3 separate regions of the Mus musculus genome follow, and regions 1 and 3 are each linked to region 2. A link is a loop called in an ENCODE intact Hi-C map of the cell type or tissue named here. Cell type or tissue: heart. All regions are shown on one strand.

Region 1 (8,000 bases), 230 kb after region 2:
GTGTATGCATCCCAGGATCAAATCATCAGTGTGGAGATTCTTCTGCATGTATCCCAGTGCCAAGTCCTCAGTGTGTAAATTCTTCTGCATGCACACTAGAGCCAAGCCCTCCATGAGTAAATTCCACTGAGTGCAATCTTGAATCTCATTTGCAAGGTGTGAATTCTTTTGTATACACTGCTGGGCAAAATCCTCTGTGTGAAAATTCTAATAGGTATAATCATGGGCCACTTTTTCAAGGTGTGAATTTTTGTACATTTCCATCACCACAAATTCTGTGTGTAAATCCTGTTTGGTGCAATACTAGGATACATTTGCAAGATATAAATTCTTCTGCATGTACTCTAAGTCAAGAATCTCAGTCTGTAAATTCTATTGGCTACAACCCTGGGCCACATTTACAAGCTCCAAAACTTCAAGAGCAACACTTGAAAGATTTTAAGTCTGAATTAACTCCAGGGTCAAACAATTTGGGTATACCACCTATGGAATTCAACCCTGGTCCACAAAGTCAAGATATGAATTCTTCTGGGTTTAATCCTGAGTCAAAACCTCAGTGCATAAGTTCTGTAAAGCCCAGTTCAGGGCCACAGTTGCAAAGCATAAAGTCCTTTGAGTTGACCCCTGACTCAGAGTCTCAAAGTACAAAATCTGTTCTGTTAAACTCTAGATCACCTTCTCAAGGTGTGGGTTCATCTAACTTAATGCTAGGGGCAAAGTTTCAAAAGAACCCACTTTTGAAGAACCCACTTTTTTGGGGGGGGTTATGGCAGGAAAGTGCACAACCTGTATTAAGTTTGAGGCCTCAGTCAAATGGTGTGAATTCTGTGGCTTTACCAAGGTCACCACCTGAAGACAGAAAGTTTCCCTTGCACTAAAGCCATGTTTTCAAGATACAAACCCTAAGGAGCTGATAATAGGATCCAAACAAGAAAGTCTGAATTGCCAACTCTTTCCTTCAGAGGAGAAACCAATGATGGTATTGGCACCACAGTTCACCAGGAAGCTCTTAGCAGGACCAGCACTGACTAGTGTCAAATTTTCAAATTTGTCACTGAAATCACAGCAGCAAAATACAAAATCTTTGGCATTTACTTCAGAGCCAAAATGGCAAGGTGTAAAACAGGTAAAATTGTCATCAGTGTCTCTGCCAGAACCAGGAAAATCTGTGGAGTCACCACCAAAGTCAATTCTTCAAAACATGAAACCTGGGAACCCAATGCCCCAGACAATTGATTCTGTCACAAAATCTGCTAAAGTCATATATAGACCAGAGCGACAGGTGGTGGACTTTGCAGGGATGAGCATGAAACCTAGGTATCAAGTCCCTAAATTGAATTTTACTTCACCAATTTATCAAGATGTGGGATCTTTAGAAATGAAAAAAGGGTTGGGACATAAAAGCAAAGAAATGATGGAGAAATCTGTGAGGTTGGGCTCCAACCCAACACATAAAGTCATAGAATCATTAGAGATGCCCCTGAAGCTAGATCTCCAAGTATCAGAATTTTTTGATCTGACTCCAACACTAAGTGATCAAGATTCAAAATCCTCAGAACTAAACCAGATCCCAGAAACTCCTGAGTTACATTCTTGGTCATGGCCTCAATTTCAAGATTTCAAGGAGTTACACATAAAAGAAGTTATAGAATCTGATAGAATGGCCCTCAACGTCAAGAGTCATGTTGCAGACATGATAGAGATGACTTGTGAAGCAAGACAGCCAGCGAAAGAATTTCATAGAATGACTCCAAAGCCAGTAAATAGAGATCCCGGATTTGTAGAAAAATCTCCAAGGCCATGTCCTCAAGACTTAGGACCTCTGGGGGTGGCCTCTAAGAAAATATCTCAAAGGGAACAATCTGTAGTATCAACACCAAGGCCATTCTGTCACATCCCAGATCCTGTTTCAGGAATAACACCAGGGCCAGGACCTCAGATTCCCAAATCTAAAAATTTGGCCTCTATGCTGTGGCTGCAAAAAAAAATCCTCTGAGTTGTCATGCAATCAAGCCAGTCAATTTGAGGGAAATACAGACTCTGTAGAGCTCACCTTTGGTACACGGCAGCCAGGAGAGGTAGCGGCTAAGCTAACAGAACCTCAGAATCTGAGCCTGGAAAGTGCAAGCATCACTCCAATAGAATCACTGGATCAAACGGTAAACTTTGTAGGCATTAATCCAAAGCCACCAGATCGAGTGACAGAATCTGCAAAGACACCCCTTCCAGTTCCTCAATCAGTTACCCTCCCCAAAGTTTCTGAAAATGTGGAAGAGATTCCTGGACCACCACTTCAAGTTATAAAGTCTGTGAAGATTCCAGAGAGTACCCCTCAAAAGTCAAAATACAATGATTTGACTCCCAGAATACATGATGTAATAAGTTCAGAATTTGCTCCAAGACTTTGGCTACAAAATGTGCAGTCCAATAAATTAACCCTAGCACCAACACATCAGGTTTTAGAAACAAAAGGACAACCAGGCTTTCAAATTATAAAGACTGTATTAAATCCCAAACCACTGGTTCTGATTGTAAAATCTGAAGAAGTGGCATCAGAACTCACCATGAGATCAAGCATTAAAATAAAGGAGTGTTTGAATTTACACCCAAGACCACATCTTCAAGGACTGGTAAAACTTGCAGGGTTAACTCCAAAGGCCCATATTCAAGTGACTTCTGCAGTTTTAATATTTCAGCAAACATCTCCCCTTAAGGATCCTACATTGTTAACTCATGAACATAGGCTTCAGGCTGAAAAATCTCTAGGCCTCACACCAGAATCTCGTAAATTAATGAAAATGGAGGGTTCAAATCAGAGTAAAGACTCAGAGATGATCACATCAGTACAGTTACAGGCAGAGAACTCCTTATCTTGTTTCATACACAGCCCTTCAGCCCCATTTCTTTCAAGCGTTGATAAAACAACCCAATTAGGGCACCTTCAGGGTTCTGTGGCGCCTGAAGTTTCAAGAGTTTTTGGTATGGAAAACCTTGGTTTGGGAATTTTGCAGTCTTCAAAGTCCTACACAGACACTATTATAATAAAATCTTCAGTTCGTCCCTTGGTCCTTCCAAATCTACCCTCTGATAAGACAGGAGACACCAAGGGAAACCCATATCCTGAGATCTGGAATATTAATGTCTTATCTAAGAAAGGAATTGAAAAGGGCCAAATGGAGGAATTCCAGAGGTATTCTTCATATTCATTCAAACTACTAACAGAGGAGTTTCAGGCTGGATTAGGGGCTCGAAGAAGCTCTATCGGTTCTTTCCTGGGCATACAACAGAATGTCTGGGAAAGTCATGTCTGTAGGCAGCGACTACCTAGGAAATACCTCTCCAGTATGCTAATGCTGGGGAATGTCATGGGAACCACTATGGAAAGGAAGCCTTGTTTTCAGTCATTTGTAACAGAAGGCTCCACTATGGACATCTACCAATCTATTCTTAATTTTTGGGGTTCCAGCTGAACTAATGGTATTTTCTCAAAGCCTGCTAGAAAGGGTTTCAAGGACTGTTTCTCAGACTTCAGTGGTTAAAAACTATATTCAGAGACATATTTTATGTCACAGTAATGAGAAAAGAATGCCTTTAACGATGTCAACACTCTGCTCAACATCTTCCATAATCCAGCAATACTCTGGTAGTAGATTGGGAGTCAAGAAAACTAGTTCAAAGTTCAGCGACATATTCCAGGAAGTCACTGAGCATGTGTCTGTCTCTTGTACCGGGGCTGAGTTTACTTCCTTGATGAAATCAGAGTCATTAAAGTCCCTCCCAGAGAAACAGTCTTAGTTCCTCTGTAAGAACTTATCATAGCTCTTTGATAGAAGACATAACAGTCTCTTTAAGGGGAGAGGCCACAGTTCCTCAAGGAGAAGTCCTCAAAATCCCTCAGGGAGTAGCTTTCCAAGTCCTTCAGGGAAGAGCCCTAGAAGTCACTTGAGGTGGAGCCCTTGTAGTCCCTCAGGAAGGAACCTTCACAGTCCCTCAGGGAGAAGCCCTTGTAGACTTCTAGAGAGAAGAGGGCACATTCCTTCTGTGAAGAAGAGTCTACACAGTCTTTCAGGGAGGAGTCAGCAGACTCTCTATTCTCTGAGATGCCTCAGTCCCTCAAAAACGAGCCATCTCAGTCTCTCGTGGACGTCACTGGGCAGTCATTCAGAAAGGAGCCATGGTAATTTCTCTGAAAGATCCTTTTCCGTTCCCTCTGGTTGGAAAGGACATAGTTCTGGATCAAGCCCACTTCTTCTAAGAACAGGCATTGTTCCAGACTCATCCGCTGGAGAGATCCAGATGTAACTTGGCTAAAGTGTTCATGTCTTTCAGGGACCGCACCAAAAAAAAAAAAAAAAAAAAAAATCCAAAAGCTAGACAAGTTTGGAGGCCAGAAGTTAGTGGATAAGGAGAGTTCTGTCCCTCACCTGAGCAAAGAAAGAGATATCTGGGAGGGAAGGAGAAGAGAATGGGTCTTTAATTTAAGATCAATAAAGGGGCGATTTGAATTTCGTTTGCATCTGTAAAACCACTTGTGGGATGGGTGGGAGTAGGTGTGCAAACGCTAGTTCGGGAGGACCCCTTAAATATTCAGACTCCTCCCATTTGCTCCAACCTTCACGCCCCAAAGGCCTGCCTACTCCCTTGTTGCTATGGGGGCGGGGTCTCAATGGAAGCCGAAGAAGAGTTATCACGTGACTCCTTTCCCGCCGCAGCCCCCTCGGAAGCAGCTAGGCGGAAGTAGGTGTTCAGAACAGGGTTAGTCGCCGCTGAGACCACATCCGGGAGAGGCGAGGAGAGCGGAAGTGGCGTTGGTCTGTCCGGAGCCCTTGGGTGAAATTGTTAGGCGTGGAGGGGGAGTGATGTCTTCCAGACTCGGTGCAGTCACCGCCGTGAGTTTCTTGGTGTGACCATTATACTTTAGAAATAGAACTGTCGAGCTGAGAACACGCGGTCCTTTGCTTTTGTTTTGTACTCAGAGTTGTTTTTTTTTTTTTTTTCCGGAGCCAATCCTAGGCCCCACCCTTTTATATCAGATCCACTTACCGCCTTTTTTCTTCCCATTTTTATTTTTATTGCTTAGTCCTCGTATCCTTGGACTGAGTTCCTCGACACATTGTAATTATTTATATTCCTTCAGCATCCCCAGTGCCTCCCGTTTCTTTTAATATATATATGATACATATGTATATATCATATATATATTTTTTTTTTCCTCGTCTTTTCTTTTCAAGCCTCTATCTAGGATAGGGTTTTGAGAATGGACAAAGATGAAAACTCTGGTATTGTCAACCCGTCTTTACATTGTGAATAAATAGAATGGCACAGGTTTCCTAAAAAGTGTCTCCTTCAGTCCATTTGAAGTAGTTGCTCGGGACAGCTTCACATCTAGGCACAAGGGGGATTCATCTCTTTGCGGATGAGCTTCAAAGGTCCCTAGCACTCACTCCTGTGCTTGTGATTTGCTAGACCCCGGGACCCACATCCCTTAAGCAGCAGAGGAGCACCAGGATCGTGGGAGCTAAGAAGTAAGTGAGGTTTTCTGAGGACATTTTTGTAATGGTGTAGACAGTGCTGCTAAAGATGTTCTGTGTCTGCACTGTGGAGCATCATAGCCACCAGACAGGTATGGCTTTGGGGCACTTGAGATGTGGCTAGTACAATTGAAGAACCGAATTACAAATTCTATTTCATTTTAATGGACTAAAACTTCAATAACCATCTGTAGGTAGTAGCTACGGGATTGGACAGTGCAGATAAAATCCTAGTGTGGGGGAAAGAAAACCTGGCTTGCAATAAAGATGCAGTCTAATAAAAATGGAGTGTGTGTTTCAGTTAGTGGTATTCCTGCGTGGCCTCTGCCCCCCATATCAAATATGTGCTCATAATTAATTTGATGGACTGGGGAGGGAAATAAAAACAGCTATAAGCAATCTTTACATTTCTAAGCTACTTGGTTGCAGCCCTGATTTATTGTTTTGTGTAATGAATGTGCTAAGTTTTGCCATGGCTAACACAAAAGAAAGATTTTATTAACTTGGACCTCCGGGGTGAGTTCATTCACTTAGATAACACTTACGGGATGTCTGCTCTGAACAAGCTGTGTAGTAGGTTGGGCACCCAGGCATGACAACAGAGCTGTCTGTTCAACAGATGAATTGGGTAATCACGGCAATACAATACAGTATAATAGGAAAAAACTGTTTTTTTGTGGTAGGGGCTCACTATCTGGAAATTCCCTGTGACACTTGGCTTGGCCTGTAACTTGTAGTCCTCAGGCATCTGTCTCCTGAGTGCTGGGATCACAGGCCTGGGCCACCACACACTTGTATTTTTGTTTGAGATGGGGTTTCACTATGTAGCCCAGGCTGACCAGGAGCTTACTGTGTCGGCCAGGGTGGACTTTAACTTTTGCAGTTTCTGCCCTCAGCCTTCCCAGTACCGGGATCACAGGCATGTGCTACGCTTTTAATTTGTGCAACTGCTAGTAAATATTCCTATAGTGGAATTTAATGCCACTTTTGGGAAGCAAAGGGATGATTTCAGTATTACCAGAATAGTCCACGCAAAGACAGAGGCTTGAAGGTCGAAGAATAATTCAGTTAGAGACTGAGCAGTCCCACCCTCCTGTCCCATGAAGTCAGTGTTTGAACTGATAGAAGTTTATAATACCTAGCTGTGTGACACTGGCATGGAGGATGATAGCGCGTGGAGGATATCGCAGGGCGTCATTAAGAGGAGGTAGCAGGGGGCTGGAGAGATGGCTCAGCGGTTAAGAGCACTGACTGCTCTTCCAGAGGTCTTGAGTTCAAATCCCTGCAACCACATGGTGGCTCACAACCATCCGTAATGAGATCTGACCTCCTCTTCTGGAGTGTCTGAAGACAGCTACAGTGTACTTACATATAGTAAATAAATCTGAAAAGAAAAAGAAAAAAATACAAAAAAAAAAAAAAAAGGGTAGCAGGAGCCAGGTCCTTTAGGGCATGCTAAGGTGTTGCAATTGTAATTATCCTGGAAGGGAAAGGTCACCTTTGAAGAGATGGATTGAAAGAAGTGTGAAAACTGGTACCAAGACTGTTTTGCTCAAATCTAAGGAAGAAAGTGAAATGTGGCCTATGATCGTAACTGTATGCGAAACATAGCGTGTGATTGTAACTATATTATAGATGCAGGCGATGAGAGGAGGTGAGAGTTCAGAGGGGGAGGTGGAAACAGTGTGTTGACAGGTTTCTGTCTTTGGCAACAGTTGGATTTTGGATTCATAAACCGAATAAAAACTGGGAATTTCTGAACCGAGACCTAACATTACCAACAAAATGAATGGGTTTGCGCTTAAATGAAGAACTGATCTTAAATACAGAATTAAGAATTACCTTCTGTGAAAAGTAATTGGGAACATATTTTTTTTTCTCCACAAGATGAGTGCATTCATCAGCTTTTCTAGGAATTATGGAAAGAAAATTGTTAAGCAGAATGAAGGCAAATGGGTCCGTCTCTTAATCAGAATTGGAGTCATTGGGAGAACTCACTCAAAACTCTTTGGATTTATTTAGTGTTTGTGATGTTCTCACATGGATGTCTGTGCACCACAGACCCATGGAGCTCCGAAGAGGCCATCAGGTCTCCTGGAACTGGAGTGATGGGTGACTGTGAAGCTCCCTGTGAGTGCTGGGAATAGAATCAGGTCCTCTGCAGGAGCAAGTGCTCTTACGCACTGAGCCTTGCCTCCAGTGCCAGAAATACTTATTCTTAATTATCTTCCAAGGAGACTGCAAAGTTTGAGAGCTGATGATTTAAAGTGAGACTTAAAAAGAGAGGGAAAGCATGGAGTGTATTATTCTGTAAAAAGACTCCAAAAGATGCTGAGACCAACCAGAAGGCTTCTTCTTAAATAATTAAGTCTACATATTTGAACTTAGAAGAATGGGCTATGGGGCATATGGGAAGGTTCTAAACCTTCTCTCAGTGCTGTGGACCTTGTAACACAGATCCTCATGTTG
Region 2 (8,000 bases):
TGTTCTTGTAAAAAAATTTAAGATGTGTTTTTATTTTATGTGTATGGGCATTTTGCCTGAATTATCTGTGCATCACATGTGTAGCTGGTATCCAGGCAGGCCTGAAAGAGGCCTGGAGAAGGTGTAAGATCCCCTGAAACTGGATTTACAGAAGGCAGTTGTTAGCCCCCATACCGGGGTCCTTTGGAAGAGCATCAAGTTGCTCTTATCTGCTGAGACATCATCTATTCAGTCCTTCAATAATCTTTCATGATGACCACTCAAAGTTAGATTCAAAACATATCAATACCAAATAGGGTCTGGTGATCCAAACCTGTAATCCTAACACTCAGGAGGCAGAGATAGGAGGATACCTGCAAGTTCCAGAACAGACAGGGCTACATAATAAATTCCTGTTTCCTACCCTCAGCTTCTCAAAAAGGCTGCAGAAATAACAGGAATAAGTAAAGGCAGTTGCCACCAAGTCTGGGCGACCTGCGCTCAATCCTAGGACCTCCATGGTAGGAACAGAAATGAAATTTCCACAAGCTGTCCTTTGAACTCATGTGTGCTATAACACACGCATATCCACATACAAACAATGCTTAAAAAAAAAATACAGAGAGTTTTTAAAAGGAGGAAAGTAGTGGAGAGAGACGGCTCAGCAGTTAAGAGCACTGGCTGCTCTTCCAGAGGTCCTGAGTTCAAATCCCAGCAACTACATGGAGGCTCACAACCATCTATAAAGGGATCTGATGCCCTCTTCTGGCATCCAGGTATACATGCAGAAAGAGCACTCATTAAAAAAAAAACAAAAAAACGCCGGGCTTGGTGGCGCACGCCTTTAATCCCAGCACTCAGAAGGCAGAGGCAGGTAGAATTCTGAGTTCAAGGCCAGCCTGGTCTACAAAGTGAGTTCCAGGACAGCCAGGGCTATACAGAGAAACCCTGTCTCGAAAAACAAAAAGACAAAAAAAAAACAAAAAACAAAAAAACCCACAAACCTTTAATCCCAGCACTCGGGAGGCAGAGGCAGGAGGATTTCTGAGTTCGAGGCCAGCCTGGTCTACAAAGTGAGTTCCAGGACAGCCAGGACTATACAGAGAAACCCTGTCTCAAAAAACCAAAAAAAGAGAGAGAGAGAGAGAGAGAGAGAGATGGCTCAGTGGTTAAGAGCAATGACTGCTCTTCCAGAGGTCCTGAGTTCAATTCCCAGCAACCACATGGTGGCTCACAACCATCTGTAATGGGACTAATGCCCTCTTCTGGTGTGTCTGAAGACTGCTACAGTGTATTCATATACATTAAATAAATAGTATTTCTTTAAAAAGTTAAAAAAATAAAGAGGAGTATTTATTGAATTTTTGTAACATCCCAACTCTCCACAAAACTGTTTTCTTTCAGAGGAGCCTCAACAATCCTTTTCCTTTCAACAGTACATTGCGTTCAAACTGGACTTCTCACCAGCCACCAAAACCTCACAATTTTTGTTTGTTTCTCAGCACCTCCTCCTCCTTTTAACTCCATAGGATAGCTCAACAAGCTGGAGAATCCCTCCAAATCACAAAGAAGGGGGTGTATCACTACAGCATTTTGACACCCTCTCCACTTCCTCCCCCAAATTCTAGTTCTACAGCAAGAGGGTTGGAGAGACTGAGACAGAAGGTATGAAATGCCAGCTTTTGGTGACTACCACCCACCCTTGGTTCAAGAGAGAGACTAAAACAGGCTTAAAGCTGTGTCAGACTTTTACTAACTTCTGTAAGGTAAACCAATACAACTTATCTGAACCCAGTCTTTAGAATCAAGCCAACAATGTGAATGGGCTTCATTAATTGGTGGAATTAAGTCTATTCCTTAGGAAAAGAGGAACCAAGACATAGCATAACTCTTTCCCCACCTTTTTGGCCTATTGAACTATATACACTCTTAGATCAAGATCTTATTTTCTGAAAGATTCTTCTAAGAGACTAAAAACTTTAGTGTCTTTCTTAAAATAGCAAAGATACTATGTAATACTTTGAGGGAGGACACAAACCTAGAAAGAAAGTATCTATGCAGCAGAAAGGGATCTTAACTAGCACTTCAAGATTAGGCATATTTACTCAAACAAAAGTAAATCCAGGAATAGCACAGCAGGAGCTGTAATGCTCAAACATTGCCTTTAGAGTGAAGATTATGGTCTCAAGAACAGTTGAGCAAAATTCTTCATACCAAACAGCCCTAAACTCAAAATGAAGTAGATTTTTAATCTCCAATGGAGGAACCAAAACACAGTGGGAAATGCTTAGCAGAGAAGTAAAATCACAGAATTCCTAGATCTAAAAACACTCAGCTCAATTCATAAAAAAACTAGAAAGAGTGCCCCCAAAAGTGGAAAAACCATTTCATTCCACGGAAATTAAAAAACAAGAAACTTGAAAAGTCTATGAGATGAGAATAAAAGAACCCCATAGCCTAACCCAAACACCAGCCAGACTAACTTTATGGCTTTTCTTCCACCACCACCCTCCCCAACCCCCACTGCACTTGAAAGAACTAGTTATCAGCAGAGGCCAGAAGAGGGCACCGGATTCAACCACGGGTTTTTTTTTTTTTTCTTCCGAGACAGGGTTTCTCTGTAGCCTTGGCTGTCCTGGAACTCACTCTGTAGACCAGGCTGGCCTCGAACTTGGCTGTCCTGGAACTCACTCTGTAGACCAGGCTGGCCTCGAACTCAGAAATCCGCCTGCCTCTGCCTCCCAAGTGCTGGGATTAAAGGTGTGCACCACCACGCCCGGCTTTTTTTTTTTTTTTTTTTTTTTTTGAACCACAGGTTGTTGGAACCTCCTTGACATGGGTGGGCACTGAGAATCACACTCTGGTCCCCTGTAAGAACAGCAAGTTGCACTTAGCCACCCCCAAGGCTTTCCTTCTGAAGCTATACTATACCCAGGTATCTCTAACTTTACCCAGTCATTACTACAGCATGCCACTGAGAAATATGAAAGCTGTGCTTCATCTTGACACCTATATAAGAACAGCTCCTATTGTCTTGAACACCTTAATACAATTCTTTGTATCAAGGTACAAGTACCCTAATCTTTCTAGGCCTCAATTTCCAAGCCATTAAATGTGGGCACTGAGCCAAATGAATAGGACCCTCTCCTTGCTGAAATTATTTATCTAGATTCTGCTGGATCTAGATAATGCTAGAGCCATAATCAAAAGCTGGTGAAAATAGCTTTTGAGTCTGAGAACAAACCATTTAGGTTCACACTGTCATTCCAGAGCTAACCACAGGGAGGAGCGAGGGAATTTGAGAGAAAAAAAAAAAAAAAAAAAAAAAAAAAACACCAAGGGAAACTATTTGGCTGTTACCTGTAGCCCACCTACTAACTGGATAAACCCTCGATTCCAGACATAATTAGAACTTTTCACTAGTCCCTTAGACTTCACACAAAATTGCTCAAAGACACCTATTCCCTGTTCATTGTAGTTTCACATCCATTTGCTCAACACTGTCAATCCAAATGATTGCTTTCCCTTTCATCCAAAGTGGACTTTTCTTTTCTTTTTAAAAGTTATTCGTAGATGGTGACAAAAAAGGATTGATGACAAGACTGAAAATCGAGTATACTAAATTATATGCAGAGGAAAATGACAACTCAGTAAGTTTTAAAGAAATCGAGTAAGAAAAAAAATTACAAGCATATTTCAAAAAATAAAAAATAAAAGCAAGCCTAGTGACAGACACGATTCCTTTCCTAAAGATCATAAAAGATTTCGAAAAGAATACGAACGAGTGACAATTCTCGAAGGTCAAGCGGGGCTTCTGAAATTAACATGAGGTGTCTAAGGCTAAAAGCAACTGAGGGTTAAGAATGGAAAGCACATTATTACCCGGGCTCCTTTTCGCCATCAAGTTTGTAGCCCCAAGAGGCCTGCCACATTACATATTTCAAGAATAAAAACGAACCAGTCATTCACATCTATTCGACCAATAAGCGAACAAATAACGAGTCTTCCCTCTTCCCTCTGACAACCCCATGCCGCTGGAAAAGCTGGAGGGCTGGGCTGGCACCAGAGGATGGCGCGAAGGTACGGAGAGACGGCGGCCAGTAGGCGGAAGGTGCCTCTTCTCACATGGCAGGGCTCCCGCAGCCACTAGCCATCAGGCCGCGGTCCCCAAGCTCTAGCCGCTCCCTCTCCGCCCGGATCCCGCGCTCGCCGCCGCCTCCCGCACCGTGGCTGCAGGCTCTCGTCAGGGACCCCTGCTTGAGGAGAACCCCATCCCCCTCGCTCCCTTTCTCTGTCAGGTTCCTGCCATGCAGTGGCCAGCCGCTGGGGCCCTGTCTCACCTCCATGGAGACGCGCCAGCCTTGCATGGCGGAGAAGCCGTAGGGCAGCGGGAGCCGCGGGGCGCCAACCCCGTCCCCGGAGCACTTCACCGTGTTGGGCTGAGAGAGGTAGGCACCCATGGCGGCGGATGGCTGGCTACCTGAGGAACAGGTAAGCGGGACGCGACCCTTGCCGGCGCCGGAGCCGGGGCCCCTGGGGGCGCGCGTGGCAAGGAGCGGGCCCGGCTGCGCAGTCGACGCAAGGTGCCGGCGAAAGGCGCGAGGCCGGCTAGGAGGCGGTAACGGGACAGGAGCGGGGAGAGGGCGGAAGCGGAAACCGCGCTGCTCCAGGCCCCGCCCTACTGGCGCGGTGAGCCGCTGCGGGCGGTCATTTCCTTAGCAACTCGCCCCGCCCTCGGGGACAACGGCCCGCCCAACCGCCGCTCCCGCGAGACTGGTTGCCACGCCCACCAACGGCTGGGGCTGGAGGGAGCCATGGCGATGTGCGGCCATCTCCACGCTGACCGTGCTTTAGCACGGGGCTCTGGTCTCAGCAGTTTTTGCCTGAAGTCTCTATTGTGTGGGACCTGGGGCTTCCAGTTGCGTTCTGCGGTTTTGTCAGCCCTGTCCCTCCCTCTCTCCCTCCACGCCCTCAGATTCCGACAAACCCCGCCGGATTCGGTTCAATTAAAGTTGACTAGCGTTTGTACTGCGCTTCCGCGGTCTTTGGCCAGGCTCTGTGAGGCCTGTACTGACAAAGGAAAACGGAGACCTAGGTCTGTGGAAAAATTCGAATTAATACAGGGTAGAAACTGTTTGGTGCAGTGCTGGGTGAGGCGAGAGCAAAGAGGCGGGAACGAGCTGCTTATCGCCAATGTAGATTTAAGACCCTCGGAGAAGGTGCCTGAGGGTGGCGTTTAGCCACGGGAGAAGGGAATACGGATACAAGGCTGGAGGACTGAGGAAAGTGTAAACTACATTGGGCTGGCTTATTGAGGAAGCTGGCTGGCCTCTTTGTGGAGAGCGATTCTAAGTAGGAACAGATCTAGCGATGGATGGATGGCCTAGCATCAAGATGGGTAATGTGGTCGTCATTGTGGTGGTGCCTGTTTTGCGTTTGTTAGTCTAATTCTGTGTGCACTGGACACCAGAGGAAGAGTCTGGCGGGTACTGTAACTGGTTAGAATGCTCTTAATCTGAACGTGATGAACTAAGGACTGGGGTGCTGGCCACGGGTAGTTAGGGTTGGAGGGACAATCCAGCAGGTTCTTTTCATTATATGGATTATATATAACGGAAAGGAGTAATTTCCTGAAAGTAAAAGAAAATCAACTCATTGGAAAGAACTGGGGACTAGAGAGCTGGCTCAGAGGTTAAGAACACTGGTAGCTCTTCCACATTAGCGGGGTTCAATTCCAGCACCAACATGGCTGTCTATAACTCTGGTTCCAAGGAACCAGACGCCCTCTTCTGGCACTAGGCGTCCAAGTGGTGCACAGACATAATACATGCAGGCAAAACACACATGCATAAATTTTAAATAAATAACAAAAAACTAAGCCCAGCATTATAGCTCATTGCCAGTAATTCCAGCACTTAAGAGGCTGAGGCAAGATCACAAATCCCAGGTTTCAGGACAACTTGGGCTATAGAATTAGACCCTCAACTCATAAGCAAATCCCAGAATTACAGTTCTTCTGTCCAATATTTTTTAAAGATTTATTTTTATATGTATTTTGTATGTATACTTTATATGAGTACACTGTCGCAGTCTTCAGACACACCAGAAAAGGGCATCCGATCTCTTTACAGATGGTTGTGAGCCTCCATGTGGTTGCTGGGTATTGAACTCAGAACCTCTGGAAGAGCAGTTAGTGCTCTTAACTGCTGAGCCATCTCCAGCTCAAATTTCTTAATTATCAGAAATCACTAAAATTGGTCCTCTCCACAACCTTCTGTATTTCCGTAATAACTCAGTTCATCAGTCAGCCTTCTTGTGCCCCCCAAGGCTTGCTTTCACCCACCAAATACAACTCTCCACCCACCTTACTTGGTGGGAACTTCTCCAGGCTGCTTCAGGATCTCCCTATCCCCTGCAGAAGTTTGGATCCCCATTAATCTTTCCTGTGTCCCCATTGTTCCTCGAATACTGTGTGTGCTAAATCTTAAATGTCTGTTGAATTCATAAATGCATAAATGGTACCAAGGCTTTGACTTTGGATGGCAAAATTAGATGGGTGCATACACACACACACACACAAGATGCTGTTTGGTATGTGCACCAGTTGGGAAGAAGCTGTCCCATTTAAGGTGAGAGTTTCCTATAAAAAATAGTGGAAATTCTGGGTTGGAGTTAGGCCATGAGGGTAGATTTGAATGAGGCTTGTAAGTTGTCATGAACCTCAATGAGATCTCTGGAAAAGGGGGTACTGGGGGGAACATGCAATTACTCTACTGCTACTGTTGCTGTTTATTCTTGGGTTTGAATTTGTTCCCTAACACATGACACTAGAGAGAGTGGTACAACGTATAATCCCAGCACTTGGATGGTACAGATAGGATCAGGAGATCAAAGTCATCCTTGGCTATGAAAGTCCCCCGAACCGGGAGGGACCCTCACTCAAGCCCAGGGATGGCGTGACGCCCAAGAACTCAGGAGAGACCGGTCTTGATGCAAACAGCAAGAGGTTTAATCAGGAAAGGCCAGTGCACTGGGGACGACTCGTATCCCATGCAGGGGTAGAGGAGTTGACCCTGAGCTCAAGGGTAAGGGGTTTATAAAGGCAGAAATCGCAAACATCTGGCATGGGCTATATAGCATTTGGCAAGCATAACGGGTTCAAGGAACGGTTGGAGTATTCTGTACGAACATTTCCTAAAACAATGGAGCAAGTTAAAGTTGTACTTTGTGGTTAGTACATCCTGAAACATTGGGGCGAGTTAAACTTTTACTCCCTGCCATTAGTGGGGTCTATTTTGGACACAAGTCTAGGGGCTTACATAATTTTTAACTCTTCTCTCTCAGGATCTTTCAGCTACGTAGCAAGTTCTAGTCTTGCGAGGCCTGCGTTAAACTCTGTATGAAAATAAACACAAGACAAAAAGACTGTGAGAGGAACATGGATTTTGCCATGGATTATCTATTTGTGTTATCTATGATTTTTTTTCTTACAACTTATTCAGGTTGATTTCTTCATCTGATAGAAACAAGAATTTAGTCTTCAAGATTATTTTTTTCTTTTTTTTTTTTGGATATTTTCTTTATTTACATTTCAAATGTTATCCCCTTTCCTGCGCCCTCCCCGGAAACCACCTATCCCTCCTCCCCCTGCTTCTGTGAGGGTGTCCCCCCACACACACACACCTGCCCACCCACTCTGCCTCCCTACCCTGGCATTCCCCTATACTGAGGCATCGAGCTTTCACAGGACCAGTGGCCTCTCCTCCCATTGATACCAAATAAGGCCATTCTCTGCTCCATATGTGGCTGGAGCCATGGGTCCCTCAAGATTATTATTATTTTATTATTTTGGTTTTTTGAGACAGGGTTTCTCTGTGTAGCCCTGGCTGTCCTGGAACTCACTCTGTAGACCAGGCTGGCCTCGAACTCAGAAATCCACCTGCCTCGGCCTCCTGAGTGCTGGGATTAAAGGCGTGCGCCACCACCACCCGGCTAAGATTATTTTTTAAGACAGAATTTCT
Region 3 (8,000 bases), 110 kb after region 2:
ATGGAATGCAGGTATTTGATCTTTATCTCCTTCATTGAGGAGATAAAGATGCATGATTAACAATCCTGGTTTCCTGAGTGCCTTTGGGTGAGTACAAGGACCTCTGTGCCCCTGACCCATACATGAGTGTGAAACTATAACCTCCAGGTGATTTCTTTAAGTTTCAAGGATGCAACAGAAATCCAACTCTTAACAGGGTGGTGGTGGTGCACACCTTTAATCCCAACTCCATAGGCAGAGACAGGCAGATCTCTGAGCTCCAGGACAGCCAGAACTACACAGAGAAAATCTGTCTCAAAACAAAGAAAAAAAATAAAGACAAATAAAGCAAAAAAGAAACCCAACTTGTATCTCTCTAAGTTAAAGTTAGCTAGTCTAACATTCTGGCAATTAGCATCCTCAGTGGGAAGGAGTCTCTCTGTCCCTGGTGACTTAAGGAGTGCCTGGCAGAGGGCTCCTATTGGCTTGTCTTGGGTCAGGTGCACAACCTTGACCCAATCACCATCCTCCATGGGAAAGGGTGCTCTGTCCACCTGCTTTGAGTGTTGTCAAATTGGCTTTGGGATGGGATGTGAGCTGGGCTTGATTATATCTTATGGCCCCCAGAATGGAGACTAACAGTTATCCAGAGGAAAAGAAAGGGGCTAATGCCAGAGAGGGGTGAGAATGCTGCTGGCCAGAGAGCATGGTGGATGGCCTTGAAGGTTGCTATTCCTTGATCATTGACCTGTGGGGTTGTTGGGACTCAGTTGTAAATCTCACCAATTTCCCATTCATTATGGGCAGGTGATGGTTTACCTCCAACTCCTTAAAACCCAGTTTTTCTTTATAACTCGTGATTTTGATACTGCCAGAAGGAACAGCGTCTTCAGCCAGTGTTCAGGATTGCAGCCCCCACTCTCTCACGCCTCGTCCTTTCCTGTGACACGATGTTCAGTTCTCCTAGGCATCTACCTCATTGCTTCTTCCTCAGAGGTTCTCAGGACAGTCCAAGGCTCGCTGCATTGAGAGTCTTCTTCAAGTGATACATTTCCCTCAACCGCTGTCGAATGATGTCCGCGCGGCCCCCATCTCCTGCCATGTCCAGGTTGCCCACGAGAAGGAAAAGGTACCCTTCCCCGGCTGGCTGTTCAATAAACTCTTTCTGAGAATCTTAAGCAACTTCGGACACCGAGTTTACAAAGCTCAGAGATACCCTGTTACTTGGAGCTCCCATTTGGAGGCTTGTATGGATGGAGTAGGGGTGGGGTGAGGAGGTACGACTGTGACAGAAGCTACAGAAGCAAAAAAGATACCAACAAGGGGTCTTCTGTTGTGCTTCTGAGCGGTATCAAGAAAGAGCAAGAGAAGGGCTCTTCGCACAAGAGTTTTCCAACTTCGGTGGAGGTTTTTCTCAGCTCTTGACCCCACCTCTTTCTAGTCTGGGTAACAACCATCTATACTTGCTTCCAACCTAACCCCTGTGCCCAATTCTCTAGCCACTCCAGGGTTCTTCCTCAAATGGCCACATCTTTTCTTCAGCTCTCCCTGTTCCTTCCCACAGGTGATCCCCACAGCCTTGCTGAGTCTCCTACTCAGGTGCTCCATCACTGAGGCTAAGGAACGCCTGGCTGCAGCTTCTTCAGTCTGTGAGGTTGTTAGGAGCGCCCTCTCTGGGCCAGGTCAGAAACGCAGCATCCAAGCCTTTGGAGACCCTGTGGTGCCCTGAATTGATGTTTCTGTGACCATTGAAAAGTCTCCATCCACTTCTGAGGGGACTTGTGCCAGTAATACACGTTGCAGGACAGACTCAGTTCCGGTGGGTGGGGCACTAACAGCCCAGAATTGAGGAAGAGTCCTGTTCTCAGCTGGATCATTTCCATTTTTACTGGCATCTTCTGATCTTAGGAATAAAACTAAATGTCTTGTTTTGAACCCAACCTTGCAAAAAATCATTAATCAGACTCACTACACACAAACAAGGAAAGCAGGGGCTTCAGGTACTCCCAGCTAGAGAGAAGCTGTGTTTCGGACATCATTTGAGAGCATAAGACAAGGCCAATTAGACAAGATCCTTGGGGACTAGAATGAATGCCACACCCACCCAGAGACCAGTGGGCAGGGACGTTGGCTCCATCCTCTCCTCGTGCTTGCAAGAAAGAGTATAAGGAACTCGGGTGGGGGGGGCACGGGACTGGGCACCCTTTGGTGGTAGGACCCAACCAATAGTAGAAAGTTGGCTGCACTGCTTTAGACTGAAGCTGTCACGGGTTTTTTTTTCTTATTTATTTATTTTTTTATTACATATTTTCCTCAATTACATTTCCAATGCTATCCCAAAAGTCCCCCATACCCTCCCCCCCCTTCCCTACCCACTCATTCCCATTTTTTTTTGGCCCTGGCGTTCCCCTGTACTGGGGCATATACAGTTTGCGTGTCCAATGGGCCTCTCTTTCCAGTGATGGCCGACTAGGCCATCTTTTGATACATATGCAGCTAGAGGCAAGAGCTCCAGGGTACTGGTTAGTTCATATTGTTGTTCCACCTATAGGGTTGCAGATCCCTTTAGCTCCTTGGGTGCTTTCTCTACCATTGGGAGCCCTGTGATCCATCCATTAGCTGACTGTGAGCATCCACTTCTGTGTTTGCTAGGCCCCGGCATAGTCTCACAAGAGACAGCTACATCTGGGTCCTTTCGATAAAATCTTGCTAGTGTATGCAATGGTGTCAGAGTTTGGAAGCTGATTATGGGGTGGATCCCTGGATATGGCAGTCTCTAGATGGTCCATCCTTTCGTCTCAGCTCAAAACTTTGTCTCTGTAACTCCTTCATGGGTGTTTTGTTCCCAATTCTAAGGAGGGGCATAGTGTCCACACTTCAGTCTTTATTCTTCTTGAGTTTCATGTGTTTAGCAAATTGTATCTTAGATCTTGGGTATCCTAGGTTTTGGGCTAATATCGAGCTGTCACGGGTTTTGATCAATCAAAGGGACCGGGATTCATCCCAGGTCCGGTCTCCAGGTGCCTGCAGCCAAGGATCTCACTGTTGAGATCTGGCTCCCCCTTGTGGCAGAGAAATAGCCAATTAATAGATGCCCTCAGGAGCTCCTCCATGGAGAAGGTTCTGGGAACTTTTAGTGGCTAGAGTTATTTTGGGATATGACAGGGGAGGTCAAGAATCAAGGAGGGTTGTGGAAAAAAGAAGTTAAACTGCGACAAATAAAATCTGAGAATGTCTTCCTTCAGGCTTGCAGGGGTTACATAGAGCGAATAACGGAGAATTAGGGCTTTGTCCGGGATTCTGGGCACTAGGCAGAGCTAAAGAAGTTGAGAAACATGTTAGACTTGAGCAAGGGAGGGGTGCATGTCTGCAATTCCTTCACGTGGGAGGATTCGGCAGGTGCGCCGTGGAGCAGGGTGTGCATTGGAAGCTACATAGCAAGATCGTCTCCCTCTCAAAAAATTATCCAGAGACAAATGGGCTACAGTTCGCCTCTAAATAGCTAGCACTATTTGGGGAAAGCAAAGATAGGAGTGGATGAGAACAACTGGAGAATAGGCTGTGTTGGTGCTTGATGTGCTAAAATAGTGGTGAAAGACTCCAAGAGGAGCCCCTCGCTCAGGCCTCAGGACAATAGTGGACACCCAAGAACTCACAACAGACCGAGCTTGTTGCAAACCACATGAGGCTTTATATTCGGGAAAGCCAGAGTTCTGGGGACGACTCATATCCCATGCAGGGGTAGAGGAGTCGACTTCGAGGGGAAAGAGTTCCCAGTTTTTATAGGCCCTCAGGGGGGAAAGGAGAAGGGGGAGATTAGGGGATTTCCAGATCTAAACAATGTCTATTCTCAAGAAATGGGTATGGGAGGGGTACAAGGAAAGAGTCTAATGAAGGTGCAGCAATGGGCACACACCTGGTTAGAACATTGGCAGACACACAGGTTCAAGGAGTGGCCAGAGCATTGTGCACCTCTATTTTTCTAAATCAGTGAAGCTAGTTCTGCTAACACTGACATCTATCTTGCCAATTTCAGGGCTTCTGTGTACTTTTACATTCTGCCAGGATCTTTCATTCCCCACTTCTTCTAGTTACTAGTTCTAATCTTAGAACTAAACTGCAACCTCTTTTTCAAGGTTCTGCAGAGACTGGTATTGTTGTCTTAATACTAACAGCTGGATGGCACCAATCCTCTCTCTAACAAAGGTCATTAGTTTATTAAGAATTAGTGGGCCACACGTCAGCAGTAAGAGCAAAATTATTAGAGGGTCTATCAGAGTAGAAATGAGGGTGGTCAACCAAGGGGATTAATTTTTTAGGAGCTCGCTTTATGTGAAAGGCATGAATCTAAGCAGAGATGCCTTCTTCTTTGACAGCAGTGGGGGTGGTCAGCAGCACGATGCAAGGGCCTTTTAAACAAGGTTTCAGATTCTCAGCTCGATGTCCTCAGACGAGAACTGCATCTCCCACCTGGAACTGGTGTGGTATCAAGTCTCCTGGTTCGTAGGCCTCTTTGAGCTGCTCTCAGGCGGTGTTTCTGACCACTTCTAGGGCTTTCATGCATGTAAACAATGAAGGACCAGGGTTAAATTTTAAAGGATCTAACACTCTCTTTACTTCAGTGAGCGGGGGAGCCCCCCCCGACATATAGGATTTCATATGGTGTGAGCTTAAATGTTCCTAGTGTGTTCTTAACGCGGAACAAGGCAAAGGGAAGGAGGGCTGTCCAATAATTCCTGCCGGTCTCTAAGATTAATTTAGTCAAGTTTTTTTTTTTTTTAGAGTTCTATTCATCCTTTCTACCTGTCCTGAACTCTGGGGTCTATAAGCACAATGTAATTTCTAATCAATCCCCAGTTGGATGGCCAGTCCCTGACTTACCTGGGCAACAAAGGTGGGTCCATTGTCAGACCCTACTACCTTAGGTATTCCAAACCGTGGAAAAATTTCTTCTAGGATTTTCTTAACCACAACATTGGCAGTTTCTTTTTTGTTGGGTAGGCCTCCACCTATCCTGAAAGGTATCTACAAAAACTTCCATTAGGAAACTGCTTCCGTCTGTGTACCAGTTTGGAACACCTGGCCACGGCTGGTCACATAGATCACTTTGCAGGCAGGGTTGAGAATAGCAGGAGGAGCAAACATGACCCGTTCAGTCAGCATCAGACTCTGGTAGTGAGTCATCCTGGCATTTGTCATCCATCGATCTGGGGGCTGGCAGATAATGCTTTGAAAAGAGTGGGGGGCTATCACAGTTATTTGTTGTCCCAGAGTTAATTTGTCAGCATCCTTAATGAGTAGGGCTACTGCAGCAATGGCCTTTAAACATGTGGGCCATCTGCTGGCCACTGGGTCTAGCTTCTTAGACAAATATGTTATTGGCCTCTTCCACGGCCCTAGAGCCTGAGTAAGAACTCCTCCGGCCACCTCTGCCCTCTCATCAACATAGAGGATGAAGGGCTTGGTTAGATCTGGCAATGCCAAGGCTGGCGCAGTCAGCAGGGCCTTCTTAATATTTTCAAAGACTTTCTGATGTTCTGATGTCCATCTAAATTCTCCACTTTCCTTGGTCAGGGAGTACGGGGGGGGGGGGGGCGGCCAGTGTTGCAAACCCAGGTATCCAAAGTCTGCAGAACCCAGCGGTGCCCAAGAATTCTCTCACCTGTCTTGGAGTAGCTGGTGTTGGTATTTGAGTCACAATCCTTTTTCTAGCCTCTGTCAGCCACCGTTTTCCATCCCGGAGGGTATATCCCAAGTAGACCACTTCCATCTGACATAGCTGGGCTTTTTTAGCAGAGGCCCGGTAACCCAACTCACCCAGTTCTGCTAGCAATCTCTTGGTCCCCTGCCAGTATTCTCTCTCTGTGGTTGCAGCAAGGAGCAAGCCATCAACATATTGAAGCAGAGTTACCTGGGAGTTTTCAGCTCGGAAGGAGGCTAAATCTCGATGTAGAGTCTCATTAAAAAGGGTGGGGGAGTTTTTGAACCCCTGGGGTAACTGTGTCCAGGTCAATTGTCCCATTTGTCCAGTGTCAGGATCTCTCAACTCAGGCAAATATGGGCTGGCCGGAGGGATATAACTTCAGGCAAAAGAAAGCATCTTTTAAATCAAGTACTGTGTACCATTTTTGCTCTGGAGGGAGTGAGCTGAGGAGGTTATAGGGATTAGGAACAGTTGGGTGAATATCTTGGACCCTCTTATTGACCTCTCTCAGGTCTTGGACTGGTCAGTAGTCACTCATGCCAGGTTTCTTTACCGGCAGTAAAGGGGTATTCCAGGGTGACTGGCAAGGTACCAAAATACCTAATTGTAATAGTCTCTGAATATGTGGCCTGATTCCATCTCTTGCTTCACGGCTCATTGGGTATTGTCGCACTCCTATAGGGGTTGCATCCGTCTTCAGTCCCACAACCACAGGGGGAACTCTGACAGCCATTCCCATGCCTCTAGTCTCTGCCCATGCTTTAGGGAAAGCAATCAACAAGTCTTTTAGGTCTGGCACCTCTGTTTGCTTTATGCCTTCATGCAATTGGTATTCTTCCTCAAGCTGCAGGGCTAAGACTACGGAGGTGGGAGATTCCCAAGTTACTCTCGGCCCTTCTTGGGTAAATCTGATTTGGGCCTTTAATTTAGTCAGAAGATCTCTTCCTAGAATCAGTGTGGGACACTCAGGAATGACCAAGAAGGAATGACTCACTTGGCCTTTCCCAGATCTACAGTACATGCAGTGGTCCAGGGGTATTGTTTTTGACCAGTGGCTCCAATCACTATGATTCTTTTATTTTTTAATTTTCTCAGTGGATGTTTCAACACAGAATGTTCTGCCCCTGTGTCAATTAAAAAGTCCATGGGAGTCTCTTTCACCATCAGGGTTACCCTAGGCTCGGGGAGGCATGGGAATGGCTGTCAGAGTTCCCCCTGTGGTTGTGGGACTGAAGACGGATGCAACCCCTATAGGAGTGCGACAATACCCAATGAGCTGTGAAGCAAGAGATGGTCCGAGCCCCGTCTCCCTTATTCATCATCTTTCAGAGTCAGGACCTTAGGGGCCCTTCCCTTTTTCTTTGGGCATTCCCATGCCCAATGTCCTCTTTCCTTACAATAGGCACATTGGTCCTTCTCTAAAATCTTCTGGACAGATCTTCTTCCTCCAGGTCTGGGTTCCTTGTTGCCCAGGTACCCTGTCTGTCTATTCTCTGGCCTATTCTTTCCTTCACGTTCCCCTACTACTGTGGCCAAAATCCTGCTTAAATTCCTCTCCTGTATTCTCCCTCTGTTTCTCTCTTGTGATACACCTTCTCTGCCTCCTTAACTAAATCTTGTAAAGCCATGGTGTGTAATCTTTAAAAGCCATAGCAACCGCGGCTTGTTGACCCTCAGAGGTCGGGTTAAAAGGAGTATAGTATCTATAAGCTTCTATCAATCTTTCTAGAAAGACAGGTGGGGGCTCTGTAAGGCCCTGCATCACTTCTCTTACCTTAGCCAAATTGGTGGGGCATCTCATCACTCCCTTTAGACTAGAGCCCGGCCAGTAAACTGTCAACCTCTCCCTACCTTGCGCAGTGTTGTAGTTCTAATCTGGCCGGTCCAGAGGGAACCCAGCGTTCCAATTGTACAGATCAGCCGATGAGTAAGGCCAATATTGGAGGGTCTGCAGAGACTGCCTGTCTGTGGGCGGGTTGCCCACAGCTCGCAAAGGAAAAGGCAGAAGTGGTGTCAGGAGCTTTATCTGCTGGGGGACTCTGGGCTTGTCGGCTCTGGGTCCCAGCTGTAGGTCCTCGGTCCTCAGACTGTGCCTTTAGCAATCTCAGAGCTGGGTACAGGGACTGCTTCTTAGGGCAGAAAGTGAGGGCACTATGCTGACCCACTCGCGTGCATGGGAGCAGCCGGGGGAGGGCTCTGAGAGGTGAGGGGAAACCATGGTTTTGATTTATGGCAGGGAATTCTGAATGAGGTAAGGCTGTTGACCCGGGTGGGACCCAGGTCCACTCTGAAAAACAATGGCTTTAACATCAAAGAT

What was found. Hi-C counts contacts between places; a loop is a spot of excess contacts. Peaks named below come from ENCODE experiments on the same cell type or tissue, not always from the same donor. Only the 100,000 strongest peaks of a DNase experiment are listed, where the experiment ranks them.
Region 1: it touches region 2 in a loop (2.8-fold over the local background); 2 of 42 quality-filtered maps call a loop at or near these places.
Region 3: a loop joins it to region 2, with 7 times the contacts of the local background. A loop is called at or near these places in 16 of 42 quality-filtered maps.

The regions. Positions count from the first base shown.
Region 1 is chr5:31,447,689-31,455,688 of GRCm38, forward strand. It overlaps Zfp512 (zinc finger protein 512), which reads left to right and starts at 4,748. Exons shown (of 14, transcript NM_172993.3): 1 at 4,748-4,889; 2 at 5,467-5,525. The coding sequence starts at 4,860. In heart, a CTCF peak has its summit at 4,723; DNase peaks (open chromatin) are centred at 3,973 and 4,713; H3K4me3 peaks cover 2,328 bases; H3K27ac peaks cover 1,545 bases.
Region 2 is chr5:31,215,984-31,223,983 of GRCm38, forward strand. Ppm1g (protein phosphatase 1G (formerly 2C), magnesium-dependent, gamma isoform) reads right to left here and starts at 4,562. Exons shown (of 10, transcript NM_008014.3): 1 at 4,320-4,562. The coding sequence starts at 4,439. In heart, CTCF peaks have their summits at 3,253, 4,298 and 5,793 (motif pointing left); a DNase peak (open chromatin) is centred at 4,728; H3K4me3 peaks cover 3,482 bases; H3K27ac peaks cover 2,338 bases.
Region 3 is chr5:31,325,384-31,333,383 of GRCm38, forward strand. It overlaps Gckr (glucokinase regulatory protein), which reads left to right. Exons shown (of 19, transcript NM_001374741.1): 18 at 974-1,108; 19 at 1,544-1,919. The coding sequence ends at 1,708. Among named protein-coding and RNA genes, the nearest start is that of Gckr, 32 kb to the left of the region's middle. In heart, CTCF peaks have their summits at 1,666 and 3,054 (motif pointing left); a DNase peak (open chromatin) is centred at 3,048; H3K27me3 peaks cover 271 bases.